Regions from separate parts of the Homo sapiens genome. Here region 1 is linked to region 2. A link is an interaction called in ENCODE POLR2A ChIA-PET data of the cell type or tissue named here. Cell type or tissue: CD4-positive, alpha-beta T cell. All regions are shown on one strand. Each heading gives the region's core, and the rest is flanking DNA. Links, peaks and the distances in the headings are about the cores only.

Evidence for each region. ChIA-PET counts read pairs that join two places held together with the same protein. Peaks named below come from ENCODE experiments on the same cell type or tissue, not always from the same donor. Only the 100,000 strongest peaks of a DNase experiment are listed, where the experiment ranks them.
Region 1: POLR2A ChIA-PET joins it to region 2 with 8 read pairs; 15 of 35 experiments call an interaction of 5 or more read pairs at or near these places.

Annotation. Positions count from the first base shown.
Region 1 is chr12:48,975,431-48,980,790 of GRCh38, forward strand. It overlaps WNT1 (Wnt family member 1), which reads left to right and starts at 2,892. Exons shown (of 4, transcript NM_005430.4): 1 at 2,892-3,324; 2 at 4,038-4,291; 3 at 4,994-5,259. The coding sequence starts at 3,221. It also overlaps the pseudogene RNU6-940P. RefSeq lists a silencer at 2,577-2,946 and enhancers at 3,830-4,429, 4,430-5,031. In CD4-positive, alpha-beta T cell, for the core only: CTCF peaks have their summits at 2,717 (motif pointing left) and 2,936; DNase peaks (open chromatin) are centred at 2,581, 4,251, 4,761, 5,331 and 3 weaker places; H3K4me3 peaks cover 2,346 bases; H3K27ac peaks cover 869 bases; H3K27me3 peaks cover 1,279 bases.
Region 2 is chr12:48,914,863-48,920,230 of GRCh38, forward strand. It overlaps DRC2 (dynein regulatory complex subunit 2), which reads left to right. Exons shown (of 8, transcript NM_033124.5): 4 at 2,108-2,246; 5 at 3,413-3,610; 6 at 3,823-4,041. Among named protein-coding and RNA genes, the nearest start is that of FKBP11, 7.9 kb to the right of the region's middle. In CD4-positive, alpha-beta T cell, for the core only: no CTCF peak of the experiment used is centred there; a DNase peak (open chromatin) is centred at 3,219; H3K4me3 peaks cover 1,497 bases; H3K27ac peaks cover 2,181 bases.

The DNA.
Region 1 (5,360 bases), core at 361-5,360, 61 kb after region 2:
CAGCATGTCTGCATGCTTATGTGTATGTTCCAGGAGAGAGATAAGTGGATGATGCAGGAAAGAAAGAGGGGACAGTTGATATCATGATTATTTGATCTAAATAGAAAGTTGGGTGCTTGTTTTGGCAGCACATATACTAAAATTGGAATGATATAGAGATTAGCATGGCCCCTGCACAAGGATGACATGCAAATTTGTGAAGCATTTCATATTTTGAAAAAGAAATGTCAGCCAGGTCATAAACAGTGTGACCCAGATCTAGGGGCCTTACCCTCTTGCCCCCTACTCCTGGTGTGTGGAATGTTGGAACAAAGCACAGTGGCTCCTTTCCTCTCTTCCCACCTCTGCTTGACAACAGTCGTCAAAGACAGGGCTTCCATATTTTCCAGCCAGCCTCCCACCCTCACGGTGTTGTATCAATCCACCAGGCCAAAAGATGTGACCCAGGCCCCAGTGGGAAGAAACTCATAAGGGATAAAGGACAGGCTCCCCGTGATACATTGTCCATTTACTTGAGCTATCTATGCTGGGTGCTCTCTGCAGGGACTACTGGCTTTTGGATCTACGGAGGGTGCTGGACCACTACACCTTTTCCCTCTGGGGTGGATCCTTGGAAGGGCCAGATATACTAGGCTGGGCAAAAGGGAAGAAAAAAGGGAAAGAAGGACATTTCTTTCTAAAATAACTTCCATCAGGCTTCATTTGGGTTAATATGCATCTCATTTAAAACACAAGTGCCCGGGAATATTAATGAAACTTACCTGGCATTTATTCCTTAGAGTGATTTCCCTGCCTTAGAAGGGAATCCTAGTCATTTCTGGGACTTGAGACTTTAGGTTCAGGCCTGGGGAAATTTCTCAGTCAGAAGGCATCCTAAAAGACAAGGGAGATGAAAAAAATGAGAGCTAGAACTCAAAAGGGAGGCAGAAAGGCCCAAAAAATTATTTTTACCCATCAATTTTGAGAAGGGTTCCCAGCCTGTAATTGCTGCACACTGGCAAGCAGCTGGTAAGGTCGAAAGAGCATGGGCTTTGAGTCAAATTGGTCTGGGTTTTAATCTGGCTCTACCATTGATTCATTTATTAGACGTGGACCTTGGACAAGTGCCTGATCTATTTTTAATTCTGCAAAATGGGGAGAGAGAAGAGATCTTCCCTCCTTCCAGGGGCCATGTGTGTGGTGGTGGGGCATGATAACCAGGCTGGCAGTGCCCCCTATTCCCCATATAGGGAAAAGCAGCCACTTTTTTTTTTTTTTTCAGATGAAGTCTTGCTCTGTAGCCCAGACTGGAGTGCAATGGCGTGATCTCGGCTCACTGCAATCTCCACCTCCCGGGTTCAAGCCATTCTCCTGCCTCAGCCTCCTGAGTAGCTGGGACTACAGGTGTGCGCCACCACACTCAGCTAATTTTTGTATTTTTATTAGAGATGGGATTCCACTATGTTGGCCAGGATGGTCTCGATCTCCTGACCTCATGATCCACCTGCCTCGGCCTCCCAAAGTGCGGGGATTATAGGCATGAGCCACCGCGCCCAGCCTGTCACTTCTTCAATAGGAGGCCTAAATGGCCTTGAAGCTGAGTAGGAGTCCCTGGGAGAGAAGAGAAAAGTGTACAATGGATGAGATGGTCACAGGCACTCTGGGTATCCCAGTGTGGTGGGAACTAGAGCTTTAGGGAAAGACAGAAACTTGGCAGAAACATCCAAAGAGAAGCAAACACATGGAGGCACAAGTTTCCTCATCTAGGTTCAATGTAGCCAGCAACCCTTGTCTTCCCAGTCCTCTCCATCACCATACATACAGTGGACATCCGCACCATTTCCCATCCTTTCTGAGCCTAGGCCTCAGAGACTTAGCCACTCCAGGCTGGGTTCACCTCAATACCATCTTGGTTGTAGGCTCGGCTCTCTCCCCCAATGACATGCACTGGTTGACACATACCACAGTGTGACACGCCATAGGATGCCACGAGGTACAAAGGGCAACAGAATGACGCATACACACATATTTAATCTTCCCATGCACATGCTCATCCACCCACTCCACACACAGTCCAGACACTCTGCATCCCTCAATCATGCTTCTGAGTCTCCTGTCGACAGTTGCCACCTCCTTCCTGACACACTGCCCCAGGCGGTGACTGTGACAAGGTGACTCCATGACCTTTTCTGACTTGAGCTAAATTCCAAAATTCTTTGGAAAGTTTCCTAACATCCTTCGTCAGAACAAGGAGTTTCTGCACGTACCAACACACAGGAGGATGCACCCTCAGAACACAGCACATTCTCACTCCCACCCATATTCACGTTGTTCCACTTCACACACACACACACACACACACACACACACAGCCACTTGTGCGCTTCTTCTGGCGCACATGAGCAAACTGCCTGTTGCTTTAGGTTTCTCTCCACCGCTAGGCTCCTTTTGGTTAGCTCACCCCCACAACTCATCCCCGGGATTTCCCTGACCACAGCCGCACTCACGCCCCCGTCTCCCCTTTTTCCTTCTCTGTCCAGCCATCGGGGGTTCCTGGGCGGTTAAGCATCTCCCCGGAGTCGCTGCCCAGAACCACAGCTTTCCTTCCGACACTCAGGATGGGGGAGAGAGGGGACGTCGGAGGGGCCCGGGGTGACGTCGAGGGGACAACCCCACCGCGGGCGGCGAGGCGGGCTGGGCCCCTGGCGGGCTCTCCCCGCAGCACACTCTCGCCGCGCCCCCTGGCGGATGCTAGTCCTCGACGGGCTCCGGACGCTCAGCTGAGTGAGGCGGGCGCGCGTGGGAGGGTGTCCCAAGGGGAGGGGTCCGCGGCCAGTGCAGGCCCGGAGGCGGGGGCCACCGGGCAGGGGGCGGGGGTGAGCCCCGACGGCCAACCCGTCAGCTCTCGGCTCAGACGGGCGGGAACCACAGCCCCGCTCGCTGCCCATTGTCTGCGCCCCTAACCGGTGCGCCCTGGTGCCACAGTGCGGCCCGGAGGGGCAGCCTCCTCCCGTCACTTCAGCCAGCGCCGCAACTATAAGAGGCGGTGCCGCCCGCCGTGGCCGCCTCAGCCCACCAGCCGGGACCGCGAGCCATGCTGTCCGCCGCCCGCCCCCAGGGTTGTTAAAGCCAGACTGCGAACTCTCGCCACTGCCGCCACCGCCGCGTCCCGTCCCACCGTCGCGGGCAACAACCAAAGTCGCCGCAACTGCAGCACAGAGCGGGCAAAGCCAGGCAGGCCATGGGGCTCTGGGCGCTGTTGCCTGGCTGGGTTTCTGCTACGCTGCTGCTGGCGCTGGCCGCTCTGCCCGCAGCCCTGGCTGCCAACAGCAGTGGCCGATGGTGGTAAGTGAGCTGGTGCGGGGTCGCCACTTGTCCCGCGGCACAGAGCCAGGGGCCAACCCTACCCAGCTCCCACGCTCTGGGATCCGTCTGCCGACAGGCTCCCTCCCCGCTCTGACTTCCCTCCGCGACACCGAAGGGCGATCTGGCATGAAACTGCCCCAGACTCCAGCTCTGTACAAGTGGGGCGAATGATCCGCCCGCGGAGGCCTAAGATACCCCAGGCAGGGAGCCCACTCTCATCTAGCACCGCCCTTCCCCTTTGAGCGCCAACTCCAGCCTCACGGCGGTGGCTCACCACAGGTTTCCCCACCTCGGGAAGTGAAGGGCCAGGAGTTCGCCTAGAAAGGAGGGGAGAAGAGGGTGGGACTCCTAAGCATTTCACGCCTTGGGTGGGCAAGAACTGCAGGCCATGATTATCTCGCTCAGGCTGACCGGAAGAGGCTCGGAGATCCAAGGTAGACACTCGGTCTCCGGGTACCTCCTCTGTCCAGTCTCCGGACCTAGGGCTCAGGCGAGCAGCCCTGGGACTACTGGGCACACACAAGTCTGGACGCCCAGTTCTTTCAAATTAGTGAGCCTGGGAGAGCGGGTATTATTAATCTCCCGCCATTCTCTCCAGCCACATACCCCCAGGAAGAGGACCGGGTGGCACAGTTTTTATGGTTAGGGTGCGGATCCCCTTCCTGAGCCTGAGCTATCATACGTCCCACCAGGGGTATTGTGAACGTAGCCTCCTCCACGAACCTGCTTACAGACTCCAAGAGTCTGCAACTGGTACTCGAGCCCAGTCTGCAGCTGTTGAGCCGCAAACAGCGGCGTCTGATACGCCAAAATCCGGGGATCCTGCACAGCGTGAGTGGGGGGCTGCAGAGTGCCGTGCGCGAGTGCAAGTGGCAGTTCCGGAATCGCCGCTGGAACTGTCCCACTGCTCCAGGGCCCCACCTCTTCGGCAAGATCGTCAACCGAGGTGGGTGCCCAGGAAGGCGACGCTTCCGGGAGCAGGGGAAACGCGGGGTCACCCCCAGGGCATGGGCGGGCGAGTTCAGAGAAGGTGTCCCAGGCGCCTGGAGGGTCACACAATCAACCTTGCCAAGTGCCTCGTGCCCAGCGCCAGCTCGGGGCCAGACTTCTACCAGGCGTTTTCCAGCCGTGCACCCTGGAAACGAAGCTTAACTTTTCTGAGCTACTGCCCCAGATAAAGAAAGTTTCGGGTCGCGGACGCCGGCTGACCGCCGCTTTCCCCCAGCCTCTCTCAAAAGCGCCTGGGAAGCTGCTCTCTGCAGGCGTGTGTCTGGCCTCTCGCCCAGCAAGGCTTGCACCGCCAAAATGGGCCGAAAGTTTTGGGCTGCGAAGAAGTCTTGGGGATGTATGGTTCTTCCGCTCCCCTCTCTTCGGTTTGTCTCTCTGGGGCTGCTCCACTTCCGCTATCGAGCCAAAATGCGCCCTAGAATCTCCCAGTAAGGTGTGATTACGCCCGTGGACGTGGCTGCGTGCCCACGCACCTGCTTTCTCTACTAGCCCTAGAGACCAGCTTTCCAGCACTGCCGGCCCTGGCTCTCAGGACTCAAAGTGCGGAGTCGGGGGTGGGATTCCGGTCCCAAGCCCTTCATGAGGGTGCTGGCCGCGCCCCGCGTACCCCCTCGCTGATCCCCGCTCCCTTCTCCCACAGGCTGTCGAGAAACGGCGTTTATCTTCGCTATCACCTCCGCCGGGGTCACCCATTCGGTGGCGCGCTCCTGCTCAGAAGGTTCCATCGAATCCTGCACGTGTGACTACCGGCGGCGCGGCCCCGGGGGCCCCGACTGGCACTGGGGGGGCTGCAGCGACAACATTGACTTCGGCCGCCTCTTCGGCCGGGAGTTCGTGGACTCCGGGGAGAAGGGGCGGGACCTGCGCTTCCTCATGAACCTTCACAACAACGAGGCAGGCCGTACGGTGAGCTTTGAGAGGCTCCGCACCCTAAGCGGAGCGGCAGGGGCCAACCTCGGGCTGGGGAAGTGACGGTCGGTGAGATAAGGCAAGGGGCACCAGGAGAG
Region 2 (5,368 bases), core at 216-5,215:
TGTTTTGTTTTTTCAAGACGGAGTGTCGCTCTGTTGTCCAGGCTGACATGCAGTGGCACGATCTCAGCTCACTGCAACCTCTGCCTCCCGGGTTCAAGCAATTTTCCTGCCTCAGTGTCCCCAGTAGCTGGGATTACAGGTGCGTGCCACCACACCTGGCTATGTTATTGTTTTACTTTTTTAAATAACTTTTTTTTCTTCTTTTTAAATTTAACTCCTCAAATTCCTTTTACCAACTACCCACTTTCTTTCTTTTTTTTTTTTTTTTATTGATCATTCTTGGGTGTTTCTCACAGAGGGGGATTTGGCAGGGTCACAGGACAATAGTGGAGGGAAGGTCAGCAGATAAACAAGTGAACAAAGGTCTCTGGTTTTCCTAGGCAGAGGACCCTGCGGCCTTCCACAGCGTTTGTGTCCCTGGGTACTTGAGATTAGGGAGTGGTGATGACTCTTAATGAGCATGCTGCCTTCAAGCATCTGTTTAACAAAGCACATCTTGCACCGCCCTTAATCCACTTAACTCTGAGTGGACACAGCACATGTTTCAGAGAGCACAGGGTTGGGGGTAAGGTCACAGATCAACAGGATCCCAAGGCAGAAGAATTTTTCTTAGTACAGAACAAAATGAAAAGTCTCCCATGTCTACTTCTTTCTACACAGACACGGCAACCATCCGATTTCTCAATCTTTTCCCCACCTTTCCCCCCTTTCTATTCCGCAAAGCCGCCATTGTCATCCTGGCCCGTTCTCAATGAGCTGTTGGGCACACCTCCCAGACGGGGTGGTGGCCGGGCAGAGGGGCTCCTCACTTCCCAGTAGGGGCGGCCGGGCAGAGGGGCTCCTCACTTCCCAGTAGGGGCGGCCGGGCAGAGGCACCCCTCACCTCCCGGATGGGGCGGCTGGCCGGGCGGGGGGCTGACCCCCCCACCTCCCTCCCGGACGGGGTGGCTGCCGGGCGGAGAGGCTCCTCACTTCTCAGACGGGGCAGCTGCCGGGCGGAGGGTCTCCTCACTTCTCAGACGGGGCGGCTGGGCAGAGACGCTCCTCACCTCCCAGACGGGGTGGCGGCCGGGCAGAGGCGCTCCTCACATCCCAGACAGGGCGGCGGGGCAGAGGCACTCCCCACATCCCAGACGATGGGCGGCCGGGCAGAGACGCTCCTCACTTCCTAGATGTGATGGCGGCCGGGAAGAGGCGCTCCTCACTTCCCAGATGGGATGGCGGCCAGGCAGAGACGCTCCTCACTTTCCAGACTGGGCAGCCAGGCAGAGGGGCTCCTCACATCCCAGACGATGGGCGGCCAGGCAGAGACGCTCCTCACTTCCCAGACGGGGTGGCGGCCGGGCAGAGGCTGCAATCTCGGCACTTCGGGAGGCCAAGGCAGGCGGCTGGGAGGTGGAGGTTGTAGCGAGCCGAGATCACGCCACTGCACTCCAGCCTGGGCGCCATTGAGCACTGAGTGAACCAGACTCCGTCTGCAATCCCGGCACCTCGGGAGGCCGAGGCTGGCGGATCACTCGCGGTTAGGAGCTGGAGACCAGCCCGGCCAACACAGCGAAACCCCGTCTCCACCAAAAAAATACGAAAACCAGTCAGGCGTGGAGGCGCGCGCCTGCAATCGCAGGCACTCGGCAGGCTGAGGCAGGAGAATCAGGCAGGGAGGTTGCAGTGAGCCGAGATGGCAGCAGTATAGTCCAGCTTCGGCTCGGCATGAGAGGGAGACCGTGGAAAGAGAGGGAGAGGGAGACCATGGGGAGAGGGAGACCATGGGGAGAGGGAGAGGGAGAGGGAGAGGGACCAACTACCCACTTTCAACTATCAAAATCCTACCCATTTGGCAGGGAACAGGGATGGGAGAGAGACTTCTCACTGTAACCTTTTGTACTTTTTTTGTATCACATGAATGTATTACCCATTCAGAAATCAAAATAAAATAACCTTACTCATTCTTTCTAGCCCTAAAAAGAGTAAAGCCTTCCCTCTCTCTTTTCTCCATCAGTACCTAAGAGTTTGTACCATTCACATAGATTACATACTGCTTTGAATTGTCATTATTGGTCAATATCCTGTATCCCTCAGAGCAGGGACAGTGTCTTGTCTCCTACAGGAAGACAATTATTGACCAACATGAGAAAGAGATTCACTATCTGCAAGATATCTTCATGGCCATGGAGCAGAACTATATAGATTCTGAGTATGAAAGCAAGCTGGAGTTCCAGAGCATGTGGAATGATCTCAAAAACATGGTACGGAGGGAGAGTAGATAGGCAAGAAGTGGGAGGAGGTGATAGAAAAATGCTCAAGGAGGCTGGGCACAGTGGCTCACACCTGTAATCCCAGCACCTTGGTAGGCCAAGGCAGGAGGATCACTTGAGACTGGGAGTTCAAGACTAGCCTGGGCAACATAGGGAGTCCCCCCCATCTCTACCGGCCCCCCCAAAAAAGAAAGAAAATAGCCAGGCGTGGTAGTGTGTGCCTATGGTCCAAGCTACTTAAGAGGCTGAGGTAGGATGATCGCTTGAGCCCAGAAGATGGAGGCTGTAGTGAACTGTGATAGCAACACTGCCCTCCAGCCTGGGTGACAGAGCGAGACCCTGTCTCAAAAAAATTAAAAAAAGAAAAAAAGAAAAATGCTCAAGGCTACTAGAAGTAGAAGAGACCCCTTTAGCCAACACAGTCAATAAAACATCTATTGCCCCCTGTAGGTATCCCTAATGCTTTTTGTAATTTTGTGAAAATTGGTTGGGAGGGAGGACCATTCTAAATTGTCAAGGGAATGCATTTTAGAGCTAAAAAGCACCAAGGAGATCATCTGGCTTCACCCCTGTGATTTTCAGATGAAGAAAGTAAGGCACAAGTAAGTAAAATGACCTGCCAAAGTCATGCTGCTGGTTTGTGGTAGAATCAGGAGAATCTAGGTCTCCTGCCCCTTGATCCAAAGTGCTTTCCACTGTCCTCGAGGTTGCAATCTTAGCCAGCCCACAGACCTAGGTTTGGGTATGGAGTTCTTTGTTTTTATTTACCCCACAGTGTTTTATACAATTTTTTGAATAAGCATCCTACACTTAAAAATTGGAGATTTCACAAAAACATCCAAATTTTCAGCTTCCCTTGAAAAATTTAAAGATCTGGCAACACTGGGCCACATTTCCAAATGGCAAGGCTCACGTGGAGCTCAGTGACTGCCCCTCCTCCTCCCAAATGCAGCATTTCCTCTCCAGTTCACCACAGGCCCCACCCGGCCCACAAAACATATTTATATCATCTGCCTGGTCTTGTGTAGGCATTTTCATGGGAGACCTCTGTACTAAACTATGCTACAAACAGTTCAAGAGGGTGGGATTGCTGGTAGAAGTGAAAGGGCACTAATAAGGTAATTCCAAACATTTGCTATTTTGGGGTCACTTGCTAGAATTTAGAAGAGAAGCACTTTCTAAGACTGCACCTGGAGAACAGAGTAGAAGATCTGTGGAGAAAGTTCCAGGATGTACTCAAGAATTACACTGATGCCACAGAGGATCGAAAGGCTGCCTTTGAGACCCTGCAGGTGAAGGATGAGAAGAGCTCCAAAGAGATTGAAGTACAGATGAAAAAAATACAGAAACTACAGGTTAGTGTAGCCACCTGGAAATACTCACTGCTTTAACTGCTCTATTATCCCCTCTTTTGCTTCCCCTTGTTTCCCCTGGGCCTCATCACTGATCATTGGTTGGGAAAAGATGATATGCTCTGATTTCAGTCCCCAGGCAGCCCTTTTACCTGTCTCACTGAAGACCCTCAGTTGGTCAAGTAGATTTCCCCTAATCTACTCTGTTCCTCTAGGATGCCATAACTATTTCAAAAGGCAAGATCATGATACACAGCCGTGAGAGTGAAGATGAGAACCGGTATATCCGTAATGACAAGGAATTGGTCCTTGTACAACTGCGAAAACTTAAGGCCCAAAGAACTCAGGCCCGGGCAGCATCCCAGAAGAACTTAGTCAGACTCACCCTGGAAAGTAATGCCACCCTCAAGGCCCTGAGAAAGATTGTTGATAAGGTAACACAGGGGAGAGGACTATCAGAATAAAGTCAAGGAACCTGCCTCCCTGCAAAGTGAAAGGGATTTGGAAAGGATAGCGGGGGCTTCTTCCTGCTTCCTGGCTGAGTGGACACTTGGAATACCTTTTTTATTCCATGTTTCCTCCCCTCTTACATTAAATTAAATTAATTTATTTATTTATGTATTTCTACAGATGGGGTCTCACTGTGTTGCCCAGGATGGTTATGAACTCCTGGCCTCAAGCAGTCCTCTTGCCTTGGCCTCCCAAAGTGCTGGGATTAGAGGCGTGAGCCACCCTGGTGAGCCCCTTCCTACTTTTTTTTTTTTTTCTTTTTGGTGAGACAGGGTCTCACTCTGTCTCCCAGGCTGGAGTGCAGTGGCACCATCTTGGCTCACTGCAACCTCTGCCTCCTGGGCTCAAGCATTCCTCCCGCCACAGCCTCCCCAATGCACAGCTAACTTTTGTATTTTTTGTAGAGATGGGGTTTCGCCATGTTGCCCAGGCTGGGTCAAACTCCTGGCCTCAGACGATCTTCCCACCCTGGCTTTCTAAAATGCTGGGATTACAGGCATGAGCCACTGCGTTGAGCTCCCCCTTACATTTTAATTAATTATTTTTTTTTTTGAGACGAAGTTTTATTCACTCTGTTGCCCCGGCTGGAGTGCAGTGGCATGATCTTGGCTCGCTGCAACCTTTACCTCCCCAGTTCAAGCAATTCTCCTGCCTCAGCCTCCTGAGTAGCTGGAATTACAGGTGCGCACCACCACACCCGGCTAATTTTTGTATTTTTAGTGGAGACAGGGTTTCACCATGTTGGCCAGGACGTTCTCGAACTCCTGACCTCAGCGATCCACCCACTTTGGCTTCTCAAGTGCTGGGATTACAGGCGTGAGCCACCGCGTCTGGTCTACATTTTAAATTGAAATGAATTGGCCAGGCATGGTGGCTCATGCCTGTAATCCCAGCACTTTGGGAGGCCAAGGTGGGAGGATTGCTTGAGCCCAAGAGTTTGAGACCACCCTGAGCAACACAGGGAGAGCCCATCTCTACCAAAAAAAAGCTGGGCATAGTGGCACATGCCTGTGAGCCCAGATACTTGGGAAGCTGAGATGGGAGGACCACTTGAGCCTGGGACATCGCGGCTGCAGTGAGCCAGGATTGCACCACTGCACCCCAGCCTGGGTGACAGAGTAAGACCCTGTCTAAAAAAAAAAAAAAAAAAAAAAAAAAGAATTAATAATGAATGAGTTTTGGCTGGGCGCAGTGGCTCACACCTGTAATCCCAACACTTTGGGAGGCCGAGGCAGGTGGATTACTTGAGGT